Linked DNA regions of Homo sapiens: region 2 is linked to region 1. A link is a loop called in an ENCODE intact Hi-C map of the cell type or tissue named here. Cell type or tissue: endothelial cell of umbilical vein. All regions are shown on one strand. Links, peaks and the distances in the headings refer to the core of each region. The heading gives the core; the rest is flanking DNA. Region 1 overlaps LOC124902807 (potassium/sodium hyperpolarization-activated cyclic nucleotide-gated channel 4-like). Region 2 holds the start of API5 (apoptosis inhibitor 5).

Region 1 (9,774 bases), core at 1-8,000:
AGGCCGCCAGCTCATTGGTGCGGACTAAAATCGTCACCCACCAATCAGAAGAGAGCTCACATTTCCCCCTTTTTTTTCAGAAGGGGGAGGGAGAAAAAAATATTTCCATTTCTAATTATTCAACAAAACCTAGACTGGAACATGTTAAAATATTGTTGTTGCCAAAAAAAGCGGTTCAGGACCCCCTCCTCATTCCAGCCCAAGTGAGGGGGTAGCGCGATGTATTGGGAAAGAGAGGTTTAAGAGAGCGACCTCTCCCAACGGGACCCAAGCCAGAAGATCCAGACGAAAAATGACAAAGATGAACATAAAATAAACCCAAACTCCACACTAGTCATCCTATTTCTAGAAAATTGAGAATGTCTCAACACCCCCTTTCCCACCCAAAGTTCTGAATGCTCAACTAGGTGAAGCTCCTCCCTCCGCATCCTCCCCGAAACCGTCTCAGTATTGGGTGTTTAATGGCCCATTCGCCTCAGGTGCACTTTCAACTCTGCAGCCCACCCCCCCGCCCCCAACTCTCTACCCATTCTGCAGAATGCTAGGGGGAACAACAAGGGGCGAACCCGTCATTGACTGCCTGACCCCACAACGACGGGAGATTCCACCTTCTGCGGGAGGAAGAAAGGAGGGGAGGGAAGACTAGAGATGGGGAGAAAGGAGATCTCCTTCCCTCACTCTCCCTCCCTCCCTCTTCCTCCCTCCCTCTTCCTCCATCCCGCTCGGCCCCCTCCTCCATCCCATCCATCCAAACTTTGAGGGGTTGCCCTTCTTCGCAGTGCAGCGCCACCCTTCCCACATCCTCTCCTGCCCCTCCCCCCCCCCATTAGTACCTAAGCAGGGTGTGGGCTAAGGGACGTCCTGACTATCTCCCTCCCTAGCAGTATAGTCCCCCAGTGGGGGAAACCTCACCCAGGATGGGTTACTGCAAACATTGCAAGAACTTGGGGGGAAAGTTGCCATATTTGTTCTTTGGCACCCTGGAATCGACGTGCGGGCGGGCGCGCGCGCGCGCACACACACTCCCACCCTCGCCCAGCACGCCCGGAGAAAACGTCTCTCGACGGTGGAGGCACTGTCTTCAAGTCCCTGTCGACCCACCCCCTTCGCCCATCCATCACCCTCCTGCAGCTCCGCGACCCACTCACCCTCCCACGGCATCCCCTCGGCTCCGGGACTGACAGACGCAAGCACACACCCTCCGAGCGTCTGCGCGCCCGCCGCGCCAGAGGGGCTCCGCGGTCTGCGCCCGCCGCCGCCGCGGCGCGGGGCAACTGGGAAAAAAAAGTTCTGCTCAGACTACCCGTGAGCCGACCGACTACCAGTGAGCCGACCGACCACCAGCCGACCCGGGCGCCGACTCCCTGCTCCTTACCTCGGTCTGGGGGCCACGGGAGCGCGCCGGTCCCGTCCGCACTGCAGCCAGCTGGAAGCAGCCCCTCTCCTGCCGGCCCGCTCCCTCCGGCCCCTCCCCGCCCCCCACGGGTGTTTGCCCGGCGGCAAAGCGGGTTCTTCCAGGTAAGTATATAAGTTACTGTACTGTGTGGGAGGGTCACGATCTTGGTAATTGCGGCTTTCCGAGCTTAACCCCTGCGTTCCTGCCTTCCTCCAACTTGTTGAAGACTCGTCGCTTAGCGGGAGAGCGAGCAGGCGCGCCACTGCGAGCGCCGGCCGGGAGGGGGAGCGAGGTGCGCGGGGCAGAGAGGGGACAGCGAGACAGCAAGCGACGGAGTTCAAATGCCCCCCTGGCAGCGGTTTTCATTGGATAGGTCTTCCCCCCCACCCCCGTCCCCACTGATTTGGTGCCCCCCCGCCCCCCATCTCCCATGTAGGGGACGTCTCCAGGCGAAGTCACGATTCCTTCTCAGTTCGGAATGAACTGTGACTAGAGCCATGACGCAGCCAGCGCGCATTACTCACTTTTTGCAGTCACGACTTGGGAATCCGTGCTGGTTCCAACCAAAATTACACCGCTACCATTGAATTATTTAATAGGATCCAGTTCGGGGGGTAAACTTGTGCATTGTGCCAAGCAATGAGAAGGGGTGGGGAAGAATGGGGAGGTGGAAATGAGGCCATGGGGTGTCCCTCCGCCCCCTTCTTGACTCTTGGACACCTCCCCCCAACCACCGCTCCACGTGTTGCAAGTGCTTTATTGGCGCTACCACCACTCCCGCCCCGACCGCTCCCCCCACCCCTATTTCCTTTGCAATTGTGGCAGAATTTGTAAACACAACCACGCAACTTGCAGGGCTGAGAGGGGCGAGGCTTGGGAAAGGGAACCAGTAGGTCCCAGTGAATGACGAGGAGGCCGCGGGGTGGGCCGAGAGGCTGTGAGCAGCTTTGGTTTGAACTGAATTGTCAAGACAAAGTGTGGGTTGCAGCGTTATTTGTGTTATTCTGCACATCGGTAAAAGCCCTTGTTACTATTATGAGTTGAATATTCAGTCTCAGTCAGGGAACCTTCCGAGAGAGGGACGGCTTCTGAGCTAAACATAACTCACCCACCCTCTCATCCCCCGGCCCGGGCTGCACCCCTGTTACCCTGTATCGGGGTCAGGTCACTAAAGCCAGAGGCTGTTGACAGAAGGGAAGGGGTGAATGAAGCAGAGAGACCTGGTCTCTTCTCTGTCCTGAAGGCTAGCCCCACTAATACTTACCTCACCGTCCCGAGTTTATATTTTTTAATAAACATATAAAATATTCCTGCACGTACACAAATCTTACTGCAGACCTGCAAGAGTGCTTCATTTCTCCCACAGTCTACAGCCCATCCTCACGGGCCAGCTTGAGGATGTACTTTTATTCTCCCTCTCCTGGAGTTAATCAGCATGAATGTCTTTGTGTGCGCGTGATACTCATTCCCCCTCTGCCTCTGATAATCTTCCTCCCTCCTCACCTGTCTGGCCACAGATTCGGCCAAAGTGTCTGGAGCTGACTGCACTGAATCTCAGTCTGGGTCCAGCCCACAACCCCAGAGAGCTGATGGTATTCCCAATAACATTTGGCAACTTAGAGAACACCTCCTCCCCAATTTCCCTTCAGGCTGATTTAGACTCCTTTAGCTTTTGGCTTTAAGGCGCCCCGCGATGTTCCCTAGCTTGGATTCTCTGCGCATCGCACCAGCAACTCCTGTGCTTTGGCTTCTAATTCACTAATTCCACCAACTCACTTGGGGCTTCTATGACTAGCATGCGAAAAGGGGGGAATAATAAGAAAAATGCCACACCACACTACTTTACACACCTCCCGGGAATTACAGAATACGGGGGTATGGGGGGCATGAAGTGGGAGGGGACGAGGGTCCGAATAAAACAACCTATAGGCTCTTATTTTGAGTCACCATCACCGAGGAGAAATCTTTCAAACCCACTGGCGGGAAGGTGCGGGATCCTGGGAATGGAGACCCGGATAGTGCCTGGCCTCTGCAGGGAAAGCCGGTGAGCCACTGGCCTTCCATTCCTGAAACGCCGGGCCTTGGCTCATCCTCGAATCTAACACTTCGCTCCCCCTCCTTTAAATCTTTTTTCCTTTCCTTCCCACTCACCCCTCCTTCCCCCCAAAGCTCTCACCGAAGTCACGACTATCCCTTTGAACATCCTTAACCCTCTCGTCCCCGTATCCCTCTCCTGCATCCAGGGCGGGGCTAACCGCAGCTGGCGCCAACCCCGCCCCCTGGCGCACGGAACTGAACTCACTGAGGACCAAGGCATTTTCAGCACCTATCTTCCGTGGACAGCAACCGAGTCTTGGGCCAGCCCGAACCAGGGTCGCCGTCCTTAGTTCCCGGACCGGAACCAAAAGGGAGGTTTGTCAAAGGAGTAGAGATTTTTCCCTCTCTTTACCCAACCCCATCCATGCAATTTTGATCTATATTGCACAGTCTCCATTAATCTCTCAGAGATATGGCCCATTAAATCGTGTCTGGCCATCCTTTAAGACAGAGAAAATGGGGAGGGGAGGGGGCCATCGAGAAAACCGAGCTCAACAGCGCCGACCCATAACGCGAGAGAGAGTTGCAGCAGCTATTGATTCAGAGATTCGTCAGGGTGATTCCCGGCTCTGCAAGAATTCCCTCTCTCGGTTTCTTTGCATGCAGCCCCAAATTCATTATACACATACACACGCACACAGCTACACCCCTTACCCCCTAGTCAGTCCCACTATCCTCTTTAGAAGGGGCAAAAAAGGCAGCCAAAAAAGAACCCCGGAGCATGCACAAAGTAAGCGTCAGCTCATACTCACAGTCTGCGGCATGCACATGACATAATATTACTTACCCAAACGGGAACTCCTTAAGAGAGAGAAAGAGAAACATAGGGGGAGGAAAGAGAAAGTGGATGGAAAGAGGAGAGAGGAGAGGAAAAATCCAACAATTAATTTCCAGACATAGTTGTGGGGGGAGGAATGCGGTGATGTCCAGGTTTTCTTCCACCCGCGCTGGCTTTTTATCCCAGTACAGCCCTCGGTTTATTTCTGGAACACGATCAAACCCTGATGCTATTTTTAGCAAGTACTGAAAAAACCTCCACACACAAAGGCATTTCGCTGGAACCTTACTTCCAAAACATTAAATGTGCATTAAACGCCCCCTCCTCACTTTTTTTTCCTGCACCACCAGACTCACTTGCATAACTGCAGAAAATGTTTTTCAAATCAGAAAAATACCCAAATATTTCTTATATTCTCCCTCCCTCCCGTTAACTCCCATCTGTCTCTGCCTGTTGCAAGCTCCTCGCAGTCTCCCCGAGCAGAAGGCGTTGGAGTGGTTGTATTCTTAGAGCTGCATGTCTCCATTGATCAGATTCCCTACATGCTGAGGAAAGTAGGGGGTGGGGGGGCATAGCCCCTTCCCCAGAGGAGCTTCCCAGGAGAGCTCTAGAAGCGATTGCTATCCACGATGGAGATTCCCAGATGAGGAAAAAAAAAATCATCCATACCCTTCCCACGTTTCCCACCCACGCTCTGCAAAATCGCGTTGTGTTTGCAACACACCGCCTTTGGAAATGTATATTTTGAAAGCTGCATATGTGTGTCTGTGTGTGTGTTTTGCGTTCTAGTAATTCACTACGAGGGGGCTGGAGAAAATAGACTCATGAAGGCAGCGCGGAGCAGCCGCCTTGAGTCTCCTTTGCCAGCCTGCGTCAGTCATCAGCTACTGACGTCACGTGCAGATTCTCCTCTTTGGTGGGTCTGGTTCAGCTGAGAAGACGCTTCTGCTCGGAGACAGCGCTTTGTGTTCCACGCAGCCACTGAGCAGGCGAGGCGGCCGAGGCGGGCGCCACCCCAGGCTTGGGCTGGGCAGCTGCAGAGCAGGCTGCAGCCTAGTCTGCACCGGGCAAGCGGGGCCCCGAGGGGCGTGCCCAGCAGGACAGCCCCCTCCCCAAACTCTCCCAAGACGCCCAATGCAAACTCGGCCGTGCACACGCTCCCGCGCGCGTCCTTTCCCCGCCCTTTCTCATCTGGTCACTGTAGCATAGACAGCTATGGCTGTAACTCGGATTAATTCTGTGTGTTTGTCGGGCAGATAGCCCCGGCTCCTCGAGTGACGCAAATAACAGATTCTAAGGCTCCCGCTCTCTCCCTCCTGCTCTCTTTTTCTCCCTCCTTTTCCCTCTTCTGTTTCCTGCGCCCACGCATCCTGCCTGGTCTCCCACGGAATCAGCCAGTTATACAGCTTCCCAGAGAGCAATGATCCGAGTTACAGAGAGACGGACAGACTCCCAGAGCAGAAACAAATAAGCCTGCAATTAAATACACACATGCACACAACCCTTTGCAAATGGCCAGCAGCCATTTAGGGGCTCCCCTGTGTGGGGGAAAGGGGAGCTGATTCACAAATCCACCGCCCTCGAAGGCGTCAGTTCTGGCGGTGGGGAGCGCCCAGAGGGGAGTGTCCGGCTTGCTACTGCGGCTTTCCCCTCTGCTCTCCACCCGAAGAGGAAACTCACCTCTATAAATACCCAGATAGCAGGGTATTCTGGAATAAATAACTTTTGTTGAATGGTAGGAGGAGGAGAAAATTCAACAAAGACTGCAAATGCTTAGTCTCCAGCGACATTATCAGGACTTTTTAAGGCGAGGTGACGTTTACCCTTTCTCCCTCTCAAAGACCAGGATATCTTTTTTCTGCTTAAAATAATGTCCCTGAAAAATGAGCTCAATGGATTAGTGCTATTTTTAAACCAATCTGAATGGAGCTTGCTTCCTAAGGGTGAGGAAGGGTGTGCATGTGTGTGTGGATGTGTGTGTCTCAGGGTGTGTGGGGTGTGTCTGAATCTGAGGTTTTCAGCAGAAGAAATGCCACACCTCAGCATGACAAAGGGTTTCTTGATTGATGAGTGATGGAGGTGGGGAGAATTCTTGCAGATTGGAAGATCTGAACAAAACCACATGCACACAAATCACCCTCCTTAAATGCACACATATCCTAGATCCACTTGGATAACTTCTGCCCTGAGAGGGGGAAAACCAGAAAGCAGAGAGCTATTTACAATCATGGCTGGAGGAATGGCTGATCTTCTTTCTTAACCCTAATTATCGACCTTCCCTGCAATGGTTTCCTTTGATGCCAGTAAACACTTTTCCAGAGGTTATCACTTGGATTTGGGGCACAAGGCCTGGGAGAGAATGATCATGGGCCTCAGCTGTGTCATCTCCCTTTTCAGGATCTCCTACTCTTTGTAACTTGCCTGAGAGATTTGGGGTTAAGCTTAGCCCATCCACTACCCTCAATTCCTGTCTGTGGCTTTAGCTGTGCCTACTAAAGGGAGACAGAGGACGTCTGCTGTGTATGGAGGACACCCTCTGGCAGCCCATCAGCAGCTGTTTATTTTTAGCTCACGATTGCATACATGCATGCATGTGAGAATGTTGCTGCAGTTGGGAGGTGTGCAGTCAGGAGAAATATCAATGAGAGGGAGGCGGCCCTGGTTCTTGCACTGAAGATGACTTATCACATGGGGTCATCAAATGTGGCCAGATGGACAGGAGACGCCGGCAGTGTTTCAATAAAGTCTCCTTGGATTAATGAAAATGTCAGGCTAAACATGTTTTTAAAGGCACAGAGTAGGTATGTTTTTAGATATGAAATTAGGTATGTGTAAGCATAAATTCATGTGTGTGGGCACATTCACAGAAGCCACATGGTTTCTGTTTGGACTATTGAAACTATACAGAGCAGGGCACTTTAGAATGTAACTGCTTTCTATGCTGTATATAGTGGCTGAGTGTTATTGTGTCTGATGTTGAGATCAAGACAGATTCATTTAAAATCACTTAACAACTTTTAAGCAAACCCAGAATCTAGTCCTAACAAGTAAGGTAGCGTTGGAAATGGAAGAAATGCACATCAGAACTTTAAGGGCAGCAGCCAAAATTATGCTGGTGTAACGCCGGCTTCCTGGTGGATTCAATGTCTTTGCTCCTCCCTCCCAGAAGAGGGCGCCTCTCTGCCTTGTTTCTGTCTTGCTCCAGTAATCAAGACAGAGAGGGGCTTGGAAGCTCCGCAGAAACATCTGCAGAAAGTTAGACCTCCATAGCTAGCATCTCCATTTCCCCTACTCCTCAGTCAGGTCCTTTGGAGGATGTCTGGGCTGGAGCTGGTGAAATTGGCTTCCCGAGCTGTCTCATCATCCTGTACTAAGGGCTGTGGTGCCCAATTCCTGTCTGAGCAGTCAAGCTAAAGACCCTGCAAATGAATAGACTGATGTGGAACCTGTCCAAGGTGAAAACCGCCTTCTGCATTGCCAGCTCATTCCAGAGCATCCCAAGCATGAGGAGGACTCGTTCCCCCAATGCTCCCCCAGAGGGCTTGTGGGAGTAGGCTGCTTATCACGAAGCCCTTGAAAAGAACTGAGTCTCCTCTCTTTCAGGGTGAGCGAAGCCCAGAAACTCCTGCCTGCGTCGACTGTCTCCTCCCCAAGCACCACGAAAAATGCCAGTAGGTAATGTACTGGATTTGGAGAAGGAAAAACAGTCCAGCTCCCATGATATCAACCAAGGGAAGTCCCTCAGGGAGGAAGTCTAGGAAAAGGATTCCTCTTTTCCTAAAGGTGTCTTCATCAGGGAGCAGAACTATTTTGGCCTAAGGAAAAGAGGGAGAGAGAAGAAACCAATAGTTTTTCAGCTTCAACTATATGCCAGACACTGTGCCGGACACTTTTACATAAGAAGCTTTATTTAATCCTTAAGGCAATTCTCTAGGTGTCATTATGATAATGGTACCTACCCCTTAGGCTTGTTGAGCATAGAAATCACTCCCAAAACAGTTATTATTTTTCCCATTTGAAAGCTAGGGAAATGGAGACCATAACGTTTAAACAGCTTGTCTAAAAGTCTTAGAACTTGAAGTTACAAAACTAAGGATCAGATCAAATTCATATCTGTATGGCTCCAATACTCATGCCACATCACTCCATCATGTTGCCTCGATTCCAACCTCTGATCTTTAATATTCCAGGTCTATCCCCCAACATGTGGAGTTGGAGGTGTCTGGGACTTTCTCAGACATTTTCTGAATAACGAGACTGATCTATTCCTCCTAAGAAGCCTGTTAGCGAATAGATGCCCCCTGAATAAGGCTCTCTGCCTGTGAGAAGAGACCCCTCCATCCTATTTCAAGGAAAGCCCTAGCTGGTTTAGCCTCATCCAAAACTCAAGGGATTTGCCTGAAACCAACCAGTTTGTGGTGGAGATGCAGTGAACTTGACATTCATTCAGGCTGCTGCATCCAAGCATGCTTCCACTCACACCGAGGATGCCCCTGAGATGGTCCAGGGAAGAATTAGGAACTCCCTGGTCCAGTCTTCCAAGAAACCTTTCCTAAAGTAAGAACAGCAGAAAGTCTACATGCACCTTGAGTTAGCTAGTCATCCTAGTCCTCCGTCGCTCCTTCAGAAACTAGCATCTCTGATTATTTTTCTGATTCTGAAAACTTTATAGGCTGAGCCATTAGCACGGTGGGGGTAGATAGGCCACAGCATGCATAATTCAGGCTATTTCAAGATCCCCTCCCCTTGTTAAATACACATTTTCATCACTTACCCTGATCAAGAAGTATATTCGGTCTTGGAAAGCACTTCTTAGAAGCCAGCATATTTGGAGATTTGAGGGTGAAAGTTTTAAGGACCACTGGATGCTGGAGGAAAGTGACTGTAATTCCACCCCTTCCCCCTTTTTTTTTGGTTGCCATCAACAACTCAAAATAGTCTCAACAGTCTATTCACCTGAAAGTAACATTGTTCAACTTCAGAACAGTTGAGACAATATCTGCTTTTCGCACAACCCCATTATCGATGGGCAAACTCAAATGCCCTCCTCTCAGCCATTCTAACTGCTGGACACCTTGGAGAACCAGATGATAGGTTTTCCCATGCCTTGCTGATAAAAGGCACATTGGAGAGAATGAGAACCTAGAGAGTCACTCAGGAATACCTAGAGTTGGTTTCATGGTGAGGATCTCAGCAAAGACAGGGGAGCTAAAGCAAGCACATGATAGGGGGCTGAGGCTGGGGCAGGGATCAGGATTCCAGCACACTTGAGCTTAGCAGAGGCTAAATAGAAAGGTGTCAGGGGTTGGGAAGCATGGCCACAGAGAGAAAAGAACAATCTGCAGCATGTTTAGAGATACCTGCATAAGTTTAGCCTTAACCTTGTGGTTGAAGGACAGTTGTTTATCTACCTGAATTCAGCAGGCAGAGAGATAGCTCAATCACAAATTCATGGGTGTTGGGTAGGTCTGAATTAGCAGAACTTTTTATTCATTCACTATTA
Region 2 (9,774 bases), core at 1,037-9,036, 270 kb after region 1:
AGGTCTACCAGGGACTGAGTGATTCCTTGTCTATATCACAATAGGTGTTACTACTATTCTTATCTTTTAGATGAGGAAACTAGGGCTCAGAGAAGTGAAATAAATATTTCCACATATTTTTGAGGGATTACGAACTTGGTTGGTCAGTGGTTTTAGCTTAATCATACAAAAAACCCTACTACAAGAGTGGTTATTTCATGAAATAAAAGTCCAAGAAGCCTACACGCCAACCCTGCAAAGCTAGTATACTCAATGATTGAGAGAACAGGAGGAATCAGGGTTTCAGCATTATACAGATCTAATCAGCCCCACTGCCATGGTCCTTTAACAGGTGTCGGATACATTTTTTAACTTTTAAGATTTTGACTACATAATATAAAATTAAGTATCTATATTTAAAGTAAGTAAATTCATAATAATTTGAAACAGAATTTTAAATAATGGTGGGCCACAGCTTGCTCTATTATGGCTAGTCAGGAGCCCTGGGCAGAGTACAGTGGAAAAGGAGATCAGAAAGGTAAAGGAGCACACAAGAGAAGAGTGAGACCTGAAGGAGTAGCAGAGGCAGAGTGGGGGAAAGGCAGGATGAACGCATAGGCAGAACATGGCAGTTACATGAGAAGATGATAGGACTGGAAGATTTGAGGTATTAAATAATTCTGCACTTAGAATTTGTCATCTGCAGTTTGCTTATTAGAATATACATGCTCATATATGTATGTATGTGTGTGTGTATGATAAAGTTCCCTTTATCCATTAGAGATAATCTGTGTAAATGGTTTTTCTTTTCTTTTGTAAATGGTTTCTCTGTTCCTTCTTCCAATACATTTCTTCAACTATGAAAAAGAAATGCTTACTGAAGGGCAAGGTACAGTGCAAGAAGAGAAGCAATAAATAAATAAATAAATAAATACATAAAAGGATTTAACCCTTGAGACGTTATAATTTAAGTACAGAAATAAATAAAATAAAATACAAGTCTGAAGCATTATTAGTAAGTACATCGTACCAAGGGGTTCAAAAAGAGGATTTGATCTGCTTTGGGGAAATTAGCCGATAAAACCTCAGACGGCTTGTAAGTTTACCCTTATATATTTAGAAGGCACTACTCTGAAAGGAGTATTGACAATAATGGGGAGGGAATAGTCTGTAGTGGCAGCAATCAGAACACCTGTAGTGCTCACCTCTCTGGTAAAGGTTGATAATCAAAGTAAAAGTTAGAAGGAAGTCAAGACTGACAAACTTGAATGCAGTCTCAGAAGTATCCAGACAGGTATTTGCCAGGAAACTTAGTACTGATCATAAATCTCTCATAAGTTGACATGAAAATCAGGCTTTGCTACATCAAGAACATGAACACGGTTTTCTCTCCTTAAAAACAAGTGAAATGGTGTCCTCTCTACTAAGGTGGCTTTTGCCTTTGTTAGTTAAAATTACAAGCAATATCCTAAAACCTACTGTCTTTTTTAGTAAGTGATTTTAGGCATTTTATCTAAAAGGGGAGAAGTATAACCCAACAGAGCAGAATTAGTAGGCATTATCTTCGGTTTTCCTACAATTCACAATATTTGAGCTGCCTGAGCTAACCACTACATCTCATTATGCAGAGATACTGTTTAAATAGTTGCTTGACAGTTGTCAATACAGAACGCATTGATCACCCATAACCTACAGAGAATTGTGTTAAATTTCAGTGTCCAGCCGGGTGTGTGGTACATGGTAGGTGAAATGTACGGAATAAAGCATGGAGTCCTCATTAAAGTGTAGACAAAGGTATCCTTTTTCATTTTTCACAAACTTGTCTCTAAAGTACCCTTACTAAATAAAGAGTAGATTTTTGCTGTGAAAGACATTTTGACCCCTTGGGGAGAACTCTCAATTCAATCTGGTTTTTATAAAGATGACATGAGAAGGAAATGCAAGCAACTCTCAAAATTAGAGTAGGGGATGGACAGCATTATGTATACGGTTTCAAAGGTTTCTTAGAAGGATTCCTGACACAACCACTGTTGTAGCTTTCACCCTATCCCCCTACTGATATGCAACAAAGTCTAACGTAGGTAGAACAATTTGCTACAAAGTTACCCAACTAAGTCACAGATAAATTATACGATTGAGAATATCTTCACTACTAGTTCTTTTTAGGAACAACAAATTCAAACTGATTGACCACACATAGTTTGTATCTTTTTTTTTTTTTAATTTTTTGTTTGAGATGGAGTCTTGCTCTGTTGCCCAGGCTGGAGTGCAGTGGCCCGATATCAGCTCACAGGAACCTCCACCCTCCGGGTTCAAGCAATTGTCCTGCCTCAGCCTCCCAAATAGCTGGGACTTCAGGCGCATGCCACCACGCCTGGCTAATTTTTGTATTTTTAGTAGAGATGGGGGTTCACCATGTTGGCCAGGCTGGTCTCGAACTCCTGATCTCAACTGATCTGCCCATCCACGCCCCTTAAAGAATTGGGATTACAGGCGTGAGCCACCGTGCCTGGCAGTTTTTACCTTCTTAATGAACAGAATATTCCTCCTTCACAACCGACCTACACACTCTATCCACATGTACAGCAGAACATCCGTATACATTTCTTACTGATAAAAGTGAAATTCCCTACTGACAGGGAATGAAGGAAAAAAAATCATTTGCTATTTCAAACTGGTATATTCTTAATTCTAGATTAAGCTACAATAAATCTCCAACATGAAATTTTTTTTTTTTCGTTCAGCTCAGAAAAGTCCTATTTGAATTATGTTAAGAAAAGGGGACGGGAAAGGTACTCCCACGACTGTTAATAGACTAGAATCTTCCACTTTCTCCAAGAAGGGATGCGTAAGCAGAAAAATCACAAAGTTCTAAGCGCTGAAAAGCTATGGTGTGGGATTTCTAAAACAATGATCAAGGTTACCTCCAGGAGAGCCTGGTTCTTTTCCCAAGAACACACATACCCAACCACTTATCAAGTTCAATGTACTCCAGTACTTGAAAACTCATACAGGGAACAAATGACTTGTATGGATAATTCAACACTGCTGAGAAACTGTGTATCGGGGGCAAGCATCGTTAAGAGAGCTCTTCCAGACAACTCCATTCAGAGCTGCGCACTCACACTCTCCTTCGCCCAGCCCTGTTTTATTTTCTTCAAACATGTTTCATTAAAAAGAATAAATTTTTAAAAAAAACCTTTTTTTTTTTTTTTGAGACGGGGTCTTGCTTTGTCTCCCAGGCTGGAGTGCAGTGAAGCGATCTCGGCTCACCGCAACCTCTGCCTCCCGGGTTCAAGCAATCCTCCCACCTCAGCCTCCTGAGTAGCTAGGATTACAAGCGCGTGTCACCACGCCCGGCTAATTTTTGTATTTTTAGTAGAGACAGGGTTTCACCATGTGGGTCAGGCTGGTCTCGAACTCCTGACCTCGTGATCCGCCCGCCTCGGCCTCCCAAAGTGCTCGGATTACAGGCGTGAGCCACCAAGCCGGGCCTCACAATGCCTATCTTTCTTACTACACTCCCTCCTAACTGTACATTCTGGGAGAGCGCGGACCTTTCCATCTGTATCTCCAGCGCTCGGCACTCAAAAAAATGCACTGAATAAATGAAACCGTGAGCTCTCATCAAAGTCTGGACCAAAGAGTCCCTCTTCTGTTTCTCACAAACTTCTGTCTCCTAAACACTCTTCTTCAATTAGTAGCAGAATTTTGCCTCCCCCCCAAAAAAAACACATCTTGACCTCATGAAGAAAACTCCCGATCTAATCTTGGAAGCACTGAGCTCCACCGAAAAGGAGAAAGGCTTAAGAGAATCCTGTAGAGAAAAGCTCCGTGAGAAGAATTAACGTGAGCCTGAACGGGCTGAGTTAGGTTACGCCACGGTGAGAAAAGGCTGGGCAAGGGAGGCAAGGAAGCCTGGAACCCTGGGGACCGCGGTCTCCCTGGTGAAACCAGAGTCTACACTCCCAGAGAGGCCCACCCCGACGAGACGGCCTGAGGAGGCTAGGAGGCCCCGGGAGGATGAAGCCGCAGCCCCCGCTCGGCCCGGGGAGTGCGGCGGGAAGCGCTTTCGAAAGGCCGCGGAGCGCCAGGCCCTGCAGGCCGCCCGGGGACTCAACTCACCTGGCCCACTTGCTCCGTGGCATCGGCCAGGATGCCATAATTGCGGTAAAGCTCCTCTACTGTCGGCATGGTGAGCGACAAGCCCAGGGCCCGGTTCCGCTATCCTTGTCCTGACCGGCGCCACCGCCGCCTCGGAACTTCTCCAAACCCACTACCCGCACTATTACACCTCCAGCTGCCGCCAGTGCAGCCGCCAGTCACCGCGCACAGCGCGGCTGCGCCCCCGACGTCTACGTAAAGACGCGCACGTCGGGAGCGGCCTTCAGTAGACACCCCCCACCCCAATGCGCCTCCGCGGTTTTTGTCGCCCTCTACAGCCTGGAGGAGCAAAAAAGCGGCAAGGATGATTGAATTAGCTCACGCCTTTTTGAAAGCTTGAGCTTGGCTGCAGGCTCTCCATGGAAGGGGTGTGGGTGGGCGGGGAAGTGAATACAAAGACAATTGCGTTTCTGCCCTTAGAAGATCTTACATATGAGAAGTCACAAATGGTTTCCTCCTGATTCAAGGAAGGTAATATTAATCGGTGGCACTAGAGGCTAGTGGGTCCGGTGGGAAGCAAAAAACATTCCTATGCTATTAAAAAACCCTCTGTGTCCACCACGCTCATCAAGTGCGGGGTCAAATTTGGCCTGCTGGAAGAATTTGCTTATCTTTGCTGCCAGTGTAAAGAATTGGGGCCACCTGATTATGTCCAGTATCCAAAAGAATAATAAATAAATGAAATCACGTACGCTTACTGATAAGAATTTCTAAGATACAAGTTTAAATGAAATTATATATATAATATGATATAATATATAATATTTTATATATTATATAATATATAACATTATATATTAATATATAATAATTTTATATATTATATAATATATAATATTATATATTAATATATAATATTATATATTATATAATATATAACATTATATATTAATATATAAATATATAATATATAATATAAATATAATAATATTATATTAATATATAAATATATAATATATAATATAAATATAATAATATTATATTAATATATATTAAGATAATAATATTAATTAATACATTAATTATATAATATAATTATAATATATCTATATATTGAGATATAATATTAATTAATATATCAATATTATCAATTATATATTATAATTATCTTATATTATATATAATATATTAATTATATAATTAATATATTAATATTATTATCTTAATATATATTAATATATTATTATATTTATATATCATATATAATATTATGATATTAATATTATAATATATATTATATATTATATTATATATACAATTATATATATAATATATATTATATATTGTATATTATTATATAATTATATATTAAGATAATAATATATATTAAGATAATAATATATTATATATATTAAGATAATAATATATATTATATATATTAAGATAATAATATATATTTATATATTAAGATAATTATATTTATATAATAATATTATATATATATATAGCCGTGTGCGGTGGCTAACGCCTGTAATCTCAGCACTTTGGAAGGCTGAGTTGGGTGGATCACTTGAGGTCAGGAGTTCAAGATCAGCCTGGTCAACATGGTGAAACCCTGTCTCTACTAAAAATACAAAAATTAGCCAGGCGTGGTGGCATGCACCTGTAGTCCCAGCTGCATGAGAGGCTGAGGCAGAAGAATTATATGCACATAGGAGGCAGAGGTTGCAGTGAGCCCAGATCATGCCACTGCAATCCAGCCTGGGCCACAGAGCAAAACTCTATCTCAAAAAAATTAAAAGAAAAAGAAAAAGAAAAAGAAAAAGAAAAGTTAAAAGGCAGGTATAAGATGATCCCATTATGTAAAACATACAAAGCATACAAAACAAAGTTATGTGTGTATGTGTAAAAGGATGTTAAAGGATGTTAACATTTCAGGATTGAAATATCAAACTATAATAGACTGTAAATTTCAAAGCCACATCCACTTGTACAGAACATACACGGGAAATGATTACAAAAGAACTCCCCGGCTCTTGTACTTCTCAGTTAGATTGAGGATAAATCTCACATCCTAAAAAGGATTAGAGCTGAGCGTGATAGCCAACAGTCCCAGCTATTTGGGAAGCTAAGCGGGGAGAACCACTTGGGCCCAGGAGTTCAAGTCCAGCCTGGGCAACACAGCACGACCCCTGTCTGAAAATAAGAAATCAAGTGTAAAATTCAATGTTAAAAAAAATTGCAGGCCAGGCGCGGTGGCTCACGCCTGTAATCCCAGCACTTTGGGAGGCTGAGGCGGGCGGATCACGAGGTCAGGAGATCAAGACCATCCTGGCTAACACGGTGAAACCCTGTCTCTACTAAAAATACAAAAAATTAGCTGGGTGTGGTGGTGGGCGCCTGTAGTCCCAGCTACTTGGGAGGCTGAGGCAGGAGAATGGCGTGAACCCGGGAGGTGGAGCTTGTAGTGAGCCGAGATTGTGCCACTGCACTCCAGTCTGGGTGACAGAGCAAGACTCTGTCTCAAAAAAAAAAAAAAAAAAAAAATTGCAATTTGGACTCTTGTGGAGAAAAAGAAAAAGAATTAGAGAATAAAATGAGAATTGGTGATTTTTTTATTTTTATGTTTTTGAGAAAGATGTCTTGTGAGTAGGTTGAGGGCAATTTCTACCCCCTTCCCTCAAGCGTGGGGCCATTTTGAGGAGCCTGAAATATGGTCCCAGGTGGTTGAGAAACACAAAGGACTGGACACGCCTGATAAGCTCAGGTTACCCGTGACTGCAGAGTGGAGGTGGCCATGTTGGGATCTACCGTGTTCCCAGATTTTGCTGGAGCGAGGGGATGGGAGTGATTCCCTTATAGCAGAGATGAGCCATATAAAAGAGAAAGAGATTCTGGATTCATTTTGAGTCCTTCTGCCTGAGAGTAAGAAAGCCCCCATGGCGAGAGTCAATGGCGCAGAGAGTGGTGACTGCGAGCAGCACATCAACACCTCACGGGAGTCACCGTTGGGAGTGGCCTCTAAAGGCCCCTTGGAGTGGCCCACAGGACAGACCTGGTCTCTATCAGACCAGAGAGAGCCTGTGGTATTGCACTGTCCAGACCTTTCCGAGGTTCTCCTCTTCCTTTCTTCTCATGTTCCCCTCTCAATGCATTTGCGCAGGAGGGGTCAGAAGCTGCCCACCAAACTGAGTGGAGGATACAGAGAAGAAAGGCAAGATAGGGAGCGGCCTCAGCTGGAGAATAGAAGAAGATCTGATTGGAAATTAAGTTTGGATTCACATGTTGGAATGGACGTTTTAATTTCTGAAGCAGAAAAGGCCTGGGTCTGCCAGAATTTCTCTCTAGGGCTGGAATGAGATGACCCTGCCTGCTATGGTCTGAATGAGTGGGTCTTCCCAGATTCATGTATTGAAACCTACCCCGCAAGATACTATTAAAAGGTGGGGCCTTTGAGAGATGATTATGTCCTGAAGGCTCTGCTCCCACCAATGAGATTAGTGCCCTTATACAAGAGGCTTGAGAGAGCAAGATCCTGCTGGTGCCTTGATCTTGGACTTCCCAGTTTCCAGAACTGAGGCAATAGGTTTCTGTTGTTTATAGATTACCCATTCTAAGGTATTTTGTTGTAGTAGCATAAATGGACTAAGACACCACCTGAATAAATTTTAAAGACGTGGTGGAAGACAGTAAGAAAGCTATATATATACACATGTATATTTATATATATAGACATATATAGCTACATATATACTTTTATTATCTTATATATTTTTATATATATTATAGCTTAATATATATATTTTTTAGACATGGTCTGGCTCTATTGCCCAGGCGGGAATGCAGTGGTGTGATCTCAGCTCACTTCAGCCTCAACCTCCTGAGTTCAAACCATCCTCCCACCTCAGCCTCCCAAGTAGCTGAGACTATAGACACACACCACCACACCTGGCTAATTTTTGTCTTTTTAGTAGAGACAGGGTTTCACCATGTTGCCCAGGCTGGTCTCAAACTCCCGAGCTCAAGTGGTCTGCCTGCCTCGGCCTCCCAAAGTGCTAGGATTACAGGCGTGAGCCACTGTGCCCAGCCAATAAAACTGTGTTTTGATCACATCCTTCAAGTTAGGTATTTGATGTGTGATACATATATGTTTAAACGTAGAAAAAGCAATCCGGGGCAGGAAATAAAGCTGCGTTTGCTCGGGGGACCTTTGCTTTGGCTTAATGTTTTAATTCATTACAATAAGTATGCCAATATATATATATATATACATAATATATTTTATGTATCCATTTTTGAAAACAAATTTAAGAAGAGGAAAAAGACTCAACTAGTGTTTCTATATTCTAAAATATAGCTATTCATACAAACTCCTTTAAAACTGACCCTTGAGGGCCATGCACTGTGGCTCACGCCTGTAATCCCAACACTTTGGGAGGCCGAGGTGGGAGGATCACTTGAGGTCAGGAGTTTGAAACCAGCCTGGTCAACATGGTGAAACTCCGTCTCTACTAAAAATACAAAAATTAGCCGGGCATGGTGGCAGGCGCCTGTAGTCCCAGCTGCAGGAGAATCGCTTGAACCTGGGAGGTGGAGGTTGCAGTGAGCTGAGATAGTGCCACTGCACTCCAGTCTGGGCAACAGGGTGAGACTCTGTCTCAAAACAAAACAAAATGAAAGAAAACAAAACAACCAAAAAACCCAATAACAACCAAACAAATGGAAAAAAACTCATGCTTGTCTAAGTTGCCACGCGGTTTCATTCAACACTACTCTTCCTGATGCAGTCTATTACTTAGCCACGTTAGTCAGGCTTGTGAACACTTCTTGGTCTCCTTTTTCTTCTCTAAGAGTCCTGGGGTTTGCTTTAAATCGTTTCCTATTTTTATGTATTTCTAGCTGGTCATTTAAGCTAAAGGCCTACAATTGGTCCTAATGATCATAATGATGACAAAATCGATGACGATGCTGATGGTAATGATATTGGGAGTCATCCCAATAATAACCAGCGTATATTAAGTGATGGCAGAGTTCTGAGCACTTCATGTGAATCAATTCTCAAAAACTCTATGAGCCAGGAGATAATATTATCATTTCCACTTTACAAATGAGGAAACAGACACAGAGACGTGAACTAACTGGTCCCATGTTCCTTAACTGAGATGAGTTTTGAGTCCTGGCAGCCTAATTCCAAAACCCATGCTTTTTTGTTGTTGTTGTTGTTGTTGTTGTTGAGACAGGGTCTCCCTCTGTCACCCAGGCTAGAGTGCAGTGGTGCAGTCATGGCTCACTGCAGCCTCAATCTCCCAGGCTCAAGCCATCCTCCCAACTTGGCTTCTTTTCTTTCTTTTTCTTTCTTTCTTTCTTTTTCTTTCTTTCTTTCTTTCTTTTTCTTTCTTTCTTTCTTTTCTTTCTTTCTTTCTTTCTTTCTTTCTTTCCCTCCCTCCCTTCTTTCCCTCCCTCCCTTCTTTCCCTCCCTCCCTTCTTTCCCTCCCTCCCTTCTTTCCCTCCCTCCCTTCTTTCCCTCCCTCCCTTTTCTTTCTTTCTTTCCTTCTTTCTCTCTCTCTCTTTCCTTCCTTCCTCTCTCCTTCCTTCCTTCCTTCTTTCCTTCCTTCCTTCCTTTCTCTCTCTCTCTCTCTCTCTCTCTCTCTCTCTCTCTCTTTCTTGTCTTACTCTATCACCAGCCTGGAG

Evidence for each region. Hi-C counts contacts between places; a loop is a spot of excess contacts. Peaks named below come from ENCODE experiments on the same cell type or tissue, not always from the same donor. Only the 100,000 strongest peaks of a DNase experiment are listed, where the experiment ranks them.
Region 2: a loop joins it to region 1, with 8 times the contacts of the local background. A loop is called at or near these places in 4 of 110 quality-filtered maps.

Annotation. Positions count from the first base shown.
Region 1 is chr11:43,571,118-43,580,891 of GRCh38, reverse strand. It overlaps LOC124902807 (potassium/sodium hyperpolarization-activated cyclic nucleotide-gated channel 4-like), which reads left to right. Exons shown (of 3, transcript XM_047428006.1): 2 at 882-1,518. It also overlaps a transcript of HSD17B12 not described here. Among named protein-coding and RNA genes, the nearest start is that of MIR129-2, 5.4 kb to the left of the region's middle. RefSeq lists enhancers at 1-213, 4,795-5,537 and silencers at 1,274-1,533, 1,634-1,683, 3,579-3,873. In endothelial cell of umbilical vein, for the core only: CTCF peaks have their summits at 3,675 (motif pointing left) and 7,453 (motif pointing right); a DNase peak (open chromatin) is centred at 1,621; H3K4me3 peaks cover 883 bases; H3K27me3 peaks cover 6,909 bases.
Region 2 is chr11:43,306,527-43,316,300 of GRCh38, reverse strand. API5 (apoptosis inhibitor 5) reads right to left here and starts at 4,305. Exons shown (of 14, transcript NM_001142930.2): 1 at 4,105-4,305. The coding sequence starts at 4,173. RefSeq lists an enhancer at 3,777-4,552. In endothelial cell of umbilical vein, for the core only: a CTCF peak has its summit at 4,385 (motif pointing left); DNase peaks (open chromatin) are centred at 3,780 and 4,380; H3K4me3 peaks cover 1,816 bases; H3K27ac peaks cover 1,386 bases.